Linked DNA regions of Homo sapiens: region 2 is linked to region 1. Evidence: chromatin contacts called from ENCODE Hi-C or POLR2A ChIA-PET data. All regions are on one chromosome and are shown on one strand. The core of a region is the stretch at or near the end of the contact, and the rest is flanking DNA. Distances in the headings are between cores, read along the strand shown. Region 1 holds the start of CDC42EP1 (CDC42 effector protein 1). Region 2 holds the start of ANKRD54 (ankyrin repeat domain 54).

Region 1 (3,523 bases), core at 375-2,874:
AGGCCTGGGAAGACAGGAGACCCAGCTCTGCAGATTCACTGCCTGTGACCTGGGCAAGGAGGTCACCACACAGCCTCAGTGTCCTTGGAGTCCTTATATTTACCCTATAGAGGATAGTCAGGGCCTGGGCACATGGCCTGAGCTCACTCAATGGTGGGAATGACGCAAGAACAAGTTTTGGAGCCGGGATCGGGCCAACAGGGGTCGCTGTGGAGGCACATGTGGTCGCGGGGAGGCCAAGGGCGGGTCTGAAGGAGAGCGGGGGCGGCTGCACCCTGGCATTCACCTGGGGGTCACCCGCAGGCCGCAGTGCTGGCCAGGGGCCCACGTCTCATCCTGGAGGCCACTGCTCGGGTGCACACAGCCCACTTCCTGCGGGCATCCAGCTGGGTGACGCCCCCCCCCACCGCTGGACAGCGGGTCCCTGTCATGGTTACGGCAGCTCCCCCAAACCTGCTCTGGTCCCTGGAATAAGGGGTTAAACCGGTCGGCTGACTTCTCCTGCTCCTCAAAGTCCAGACGCTTCAAGGTGGAGAGACGGGGAAACTGAGGCCAGAACGGGGTAGCTAGTTGTTCGCAGTCGCGCTAGGGGACCCGGTCCTCCGTATTCCAAGGGGGGCACCGTGGGCCATTAGGGAGCGACGGGGAAAGTGGAAAGGAGACGCGCTTCGTGCCCACCGCCCCGAGTTAGAGCCGAACCAGCCCGGGACCGAGCGAGACGGAGCGGCTGCGGGCCGCGTCTCGGGTCCCCGCGCCACGTTTAGTGCCGCTGCGGCCTCCCGGCCAGTCCCCCCTACTCTCTAAGCCTCAGTTTCCCGGTCTAGGAAAAGGGCTTCGAATGTTGCGGGTCTGGCACTGCTGGGGCAAAGGCAGAACAATCTGGAGGGCGGCCGGGATTGGAAGTCCGGGAAAGACTTCGGCCATCCAACATTCCCTGGGGGGACGGGGCTCAGGACGCGGAGGGTCGCTCCGCGGGGGAAGGGGACGACCGGCTGTCTTGGCCGGAGGGGAACCGGACGGGATGACCTCATCCGCGGCTCCAGCCTGGAATGCGGCGGTCGGGGAGGGGGGCAGGGTGCCTGTCCATCTCCCCGGGCCCCCCACCCCCCACTTCCCGCTCTCCGCGTGGGCCTCGGCGGAGGGGAGACATTCCGCCGCGTCGCCCGCTGCCCGCCCCGGCCCTTCCTTCCCCCGCGCAGGAAGGCGCGGAGACAGCCCCCGCTCTGCCCCTCGGCTCGCCCCCTCCTCGCGCATTTTGGCCGCTCAGCCGTGTCCGATCCTCTGCCCCCTCCACCAGCCTGGAACGGGACACGAAGCCCGAAAGCTCGGAGTTTCCTCGCGCGGCTCCGCGGCCGCGCCCGGCCTTCCTGTGGGCACCCGGGGGCGCCTCTCCCGGGCGGGTCCCGTCCCCGTTCCGGCCCCGGGAGCCTAGTAGGGTGCAGAGTCCCCGCGGGCGCCGGGACCCGCCGGCCTCCACGGCCTCCGCCCCGAGGACCCGCGCGCCCGGGCTGTTACCTGGCTCCGCGAGCCCCGGGGGCGCGGGACGAGGGCGGACTCGTCGTCTGCAGCGGCGGCGGCCGCGCGTCCCGGCTGGCAGCCCGGGAGAGTCGCTGGGCCGGTCTGCGCCGCCCTGGCCGCGGGCTCCGCGGGCTGGATCCGGGGGCGGGGGCGGGGTGTGGGCGCTCCCGCCTCCCGCCCGTCTCCTCCCGCCCGCGGGCGGGGCCCGGCCCCCTCCCCGGCCCCCTCCCCGGCACCGTCCTCGCGGCCGCCGAGAGCTGGCAGGGACGCGGCTGGGGGGCCAGGCCAGGCCTCTGCTCGCCACCCCGGACAAGGCCAGCCGGGGAACGTGCGGGCTGCCCCGGGGAGGCGACTCCGGTCCCCGGCCGCCAACCCCTCTTCCACCGGTTCCCCTCGTGGCCTTGCTTGGGGCGTCCAGGCCTGATGAACTCTCCTCCCTCCTGGGCCCTCCAGCCGCGCCCTGCGGGAGTTCGGGGAACCGGGAAGCTCGATCTGAGGCCTTGAATGCCTGGGCCTTTAAACCTTGATGTTTACAGGCATGACATGCCCACTCCTTTGCTCCCCATTCTCATTCCCTTCCATCCGGTACAGGCCCCGCGGTGCCCAGGAGGAAGACAGCCATACTGGGGCGACTGGTAGAGTGGGGTAGAGTGGCCGTCAAGACCGGGACCCTGGAGCCGGACAGCCTGGGCTCCTGTCCTGCCTCAGTCACTACTTACCTTTCTCTGCCTCAGTTTCCTGATCTGAAAGTGGGATAGATAATAGCAGCATCAGATGTTGTGTGAAGTGTTTCCTGCTCCAAGAGCACCTAGGAGGCTTGCTCGGCAGGTAAATGAAGTCGCATCTCAGAGACTTTACAGACCCTCCCCCCACCCCGCCCACCTCCATGGAGGGCAGGGAATCAGCCATACCCGGGACCCTGTGCCATCCTCAAGGAGGGGAGATAGATCTCTGGCCCCTGCCTCCCGTTGTTGTGCCCTCCTTTGACTACTCCCATCTGACTATAGAGTCCTCGGGCTGTCAGGGCACAGAGAGGTCCCTAATACTTCCTGCAGGGCCTGGGGGCTCAGGAAATCTTCCTAGAGGAGATGATACCTGAGTTAAGTCTCTCTCTCTCTCTTTTTTTTTTTTTTTTTTTTTTTTTTTTTTTTTTTTTTTTTTTTGAGACGGAGTCTCTCTCTGTTGCTCAGGCTGGAGTGCCATGGCATGATCTCAGCTCACTGCAGCTTCCACCTCCCGGGTTCAAGCGATTCTCCCTCCTAAGCCTCCGGACTAGCTGGGATTACAGGCACCCACCCACGCCCGGCTAATTTTTGTATTTTTTAGTAGAGAGGGGGCTTCACCATGTTGGCCAGGCTGGTCTTGAACTCCTTACCTCAGGTGATCCGCCTGCCTTGGCCTCCTCAAGTGCTAGGATTATGGGTGTGAGCCACTGCATGGTTGTGAGTTAAGTCTTAAAGGACGTGTAGGCAGAGGGAAGGGCAGTGGAAATGCACAGTGCACAGCTGGCAAGGGACAGCACAGCAAAGGCTGGGAGTGGAGGACCCTGCAGCGGAGGCAAACCCGGCTGAAGGAGACTGGCTGAGCGCTGTTGTGGCCGGGGATGAGGAGCTGTATTTACCCGCAGGTGGAGGAGACAAGGTCTTTACTGTTCACCCAGGGGCTAGGCCTCTTCCACTGGCTCCCTGAATCCCCATGCTGGCCACCAAGGGAAGGAGCTATTTCTGCAGCTGGACAAATGAGGAAACAGAGGCACAAAGCATTCTAGCATTTGCTCAAGTGGCACAGCAGTAGGAACTCTTTCCCTGGGGGCCGGCCCAGGAGTATTTTGTCCCATGGAGAACTGGAACAGCATCAGGACAGTGAGCCAGCAGGCAGCACTGGCAGGTGTACATTTAGAAGACTGACTGTTGCCCGGCGTGGTTGCTCACGCCTGTAATCCCAGCACTTTGGGAGGCTGAGGTGGGCAGATTACTTGAGGCTGGGAGTTTGAGACCAGCCTGAC
Region 2 (3,523 bases), core at 734-3,233, 280 kb before region 1:
GCAGACGAGGAGAGTACAAATAAACATAGCATTTTTTTCCATATAGTACAATGATAAACCTCACAATGGCGACTGCAAACACTGAAAATTCTGGAAGTGCTTTTCCAATTGTAAGAGAAAGATTACTTTTTTTTTTCTTTTTGAGATGGAGTCTTTCTCTGTCGCCCAGACTGGAGTGCAGTGGTGCGATCTCGGCTCACCGCAAGCTCTGCCTCCTGGGTTCACGCCATTCTCCTGCCTCAGCCTCCTGAGTAGCTGGGACTAAAGGTGCCCACCACCACACCAGGCTAATTTTTTTGTATTTTTAGTAGAGACGGGGTTTCACCATGTTAGCCAGAATGGTCTCAATCTCCTGACCTCGTGATCTGCCTGCCTCAGCCTCCCAAAATGCTGGGATTACAGGCGTGAGCCACAGCGCCAGGCCTTTTTTTTGTTTTTGTTTCTTTCTGAGATGGAGTCTCGCTCTGTCACCCAGGCTGGAGTGCCATGGTGCGATCTCAGCTCACCGCAACCTCTGCCTCCCAGGTTCAAGCTACTCTCCTGCCTCAGTGTCCTGAATAGCTGGGATTACAGGCGTGCGCCACCACACCCAGCTAATTTTTGTATTTTTAGTAGAAACGAGGTTTCATCATGTTGGCCAGGCTTGTCTTGAACTCCCGACCTTGTCATCTGCCCATTTTGGCCTCCCAAAGTGCTGGGATTACAGGCGTGACCCACCGTGCGGAAAGATTACATTTTAACTGGGTTGAGTGGGAGGGTTTATATATGGAAAGAACTTTTGCCAGGACACAAGACCTGGTCCGGTGAGAGCTGGGCAACTGTGAATGAGTCTCTTCCCTCTGCTTTTCAACTCCTCACCTATAAAATAGGGATGGTCCTTCTTGTCTACTTTATAGAAGTGCTTGTGGGGTACGGGATTGTGAGAAGTTTTATGAAAACGTGCACCCATGAAATGTTGCTTGAGGAACACTTATTTGTTTCCTGGTCTTCTCCCATTGGATTGTGAGCATCTCAGGGGCACCAAGTCTGATCCTGTGTCCAGGACCTAGCAGTTACCTGGCTCAGTGACTGGCTGTCGAACTAAACTATTGCTCTAATGTAATCACTTTGTATTACAAATCTTTGTAGATCAGTCATCTACGTCGGGGTTACCTAGAGAACTCTGACTAAAGGAAATCCATTGCATTTAGACACTATTACTCACAGTTTGTAGTGGTATCTCCAAATTTCAACACATTTTCCCTTTCCCACGTACATTATGCATTTGTGGGAAGTTCTTTTTTTTTTTTTTTTTTGCGTTCATTGATTTACAACATCTATATCTACATGGATGGCGTGGCTTCTTCATTTTCCTTTGTGAGTGCCTGCAAATCATCTTAATCTGATTTGCTAAGGTATCTGCTTGTTTTCTCATTAGACTGGGAAATGGAGAGGAAAAAGAAAAAAAAAGGCCGGGCGCGGTGGCTCACGCCTGTAATCCCAGCACTTTGGGAGGCCGAGGCCGGCACATCTCGAGATCAAGAGATCGAGACCATCCTGGCCAACATGGTGAAACCCCGTCTCTACTAAAAATACAAAAATTAGCTGGGCGTGGTGGCGCGCGCCTGTAGTCCCAGCTACTCGGGAGGCTGAGGCAGGAGAATTGCTTCAAGGAGGCGGAGGTTGCAGTGAGCCGAGATCGCGAGCCTGGCGGCAGAGCGAGACTCCGTCGCAAAAAAAAAGCGTCTGAAATGCTGTTTTACTGGCTCCGGTAGCGACGTACAGCGAAAGCCAAGGTCACTTCAAGTTTGTAATTGGTTACAATGTCTGTCAGTCACGTTGCCGGAAACCCTGTCCAATTATCCTGCTTGTACTGTGCCCTCCCTTTCCGATTGGTTTTGGGACCGGTTTAAGCTGGAAGGGTAGTCATTGGTTCGCCGCTCTGTCTCGGCCTGAGCCCGCCCCCGCTCGGTTGCCGTGGTTGCGGGCCCTGCCCGCCCGCCAGCTCGCTGACAGCACGACTCAGGGCGGAGGGAAGTAGGTCCGTTGGTCGGTCGGGAACGAGGCTCAGGCGGCCAGGCCCGCGCGGAGCCGTTGCCATGGCAGCCGCCGCCGGGGACGCGGACGACGAGCCGCGCTCAGGCCACTCGAGCTCGGAGGGCGAGTGCGCGGTGGCGCCGGAGCCGCTGACTGACGCTGAGGGCCTCTTCTCCTTCGCTGACTTCGGGTCTGCGCTGGGCGGCGGCGGCGCGGGCCTCTCGGGCCGGGCGTCCGGCGGGGCCCAGTCGCCGCTGCGCTACTTGCACGTCCTGTGGCAGCAGGATGCGGAGCCGCGCGACGAGCTGCGCTGCAAGATACCCGCTGGCCGGCTGAGGCGCGCTGCCAGGCCCCACCGGCGGCTCGGGCCCACGGGCAAGGAGGTGCACGGTGAGCGGCGCGAGCGGCGCGGGGGCCCGGGGCGGGGCAGCCCGGGCGAGGGGCGGGGCCTCAGAGGACCAGTGGCCGCGCTTTGGTCGCCCCCGACCCTCAGCCGGGGTCCCCCGACGTCTGCGCTGAGGGCCACACTGACCCTTGAGTCTCCTTTCAGTAACGATGGTGATGATGGTTTTTTTAGAAAGTCTTCCTGCTCTGAGCCAGTCACCCCAGTCTTCTCTCACTGGGTAATTTCTGAATGGAAACTTCCCATGACTCGGAACGCTTATTGGTGAATAATAAAATGAGGTACTGGGGAACACTTTTATTATCATGGAGAGGGGAGGCCAGAGCCTGCAGCCAAGTCGTACCAGCTTGTTTAAATGCACGGACTTGGACTCCTTTACCACAGTTAGACCTTAGGGCAAATGATAGACCCTTTCAACCTTAGTTTTCTTTTTAAATTTTTTTATTTTTATTTATTTATTATTATTATCTTTTTGGAGACGGAGTCTCGCTCTGTTGCCCAGGCTGGAGTGCAGTGGCGCCATCTTGGTTCACTGCAACCTCCGCCCCCCGGGTTCAAGCGATTCTCCTGCCTCAGCCTCCCGAGTAGCTGGGGTTACAGGCGCCCACTACCAAGCCCGGCTAATTATTGTAATTTTAGTAAAGATGGGGTTTCACCATGTTTGCCAGGCTGGTCTCGAACTTCTGATCTCAGGTGATCCACCCACCTCGGCCTCCCAAAGTACTGGCATAACAGGCATGAGCCACTGGCCCGGCCTCAGCCCTAGTTTTCTCATCTGTAAAATGGGATGAGTTAAGTAAGGTAATGGATGTTTAGCTGTTATGCTGCCTTTGCTGTGCCCCAAACACTGCTGATACATGATCATCTGTCCTCACAAGAACTCTTTGAGACATAGAAATTGTTCCCACTTTACTGAAGAGGAAACTGAGGCTCAGAGAAATTGTCTTATTCCAGGTCACATAGCAAGTGGCTGTTGCTGGTATTAGAATCCGGGTCAGCCCGACTCAAACTTCTCCTCTGGTATATCTACCATATTGTCTTCTACAATGCATGGGTGACATGGAAACCCAGGCACTGAGAGATTAAGAATGGGGACTTTGGGGA

Evidence for each region. Hi-C counts contacts between places; a loop is a spot of excess contacts on that map. ChIA-PET counts read pairs that join two places held with the same protein, here RNA polymerase II (POLR2A). Pooled maps may share reads with other maps.
Region 2: a pooled map shows a loop between it and region 1 (2.9-fold over the local background). The contact joins the promoter of ANKRD54 here to the promoter of CDC42EP1 in region 1. A Hi-C loop is called at or near these places in 1 of 50 pooled maps. POLR2A ChIA-PET finds 5 or more read pairs at or near these places in 2 of 52 experiments (PC-3 and activated T-cell).

Annotation. Positions count from the first base shown.
Region 1 is chr22:37,558,581-37,562,103 of GRCh38, reverse strand. CDC42EP1 (CDC42 effector protein 1) reads right to left here and starts at 1,624. Exons shown (of 3, transcript NM_152243.3): 1 at 1,516-1,624. RefSeq lists enhancers at 76-305, 1-381, 382-988.
Region 2 is chr22:37,842,794-37,846,316 of GRCh38, reverse strand. ANKRD54 (ankyrin repeat domain 54) reads left to right here and starts at 1,983. Exons shown (of 8, transcript NM_138797.4): 1 at 1,983-2,406. The coding sequence starts at 2,079. It overlaps MIR658 (microRNA 658), which reads left to right and starts at 1,946; the gene lies at 1,946-2,045. RefSeq lists a silencer at 1,813-2,512.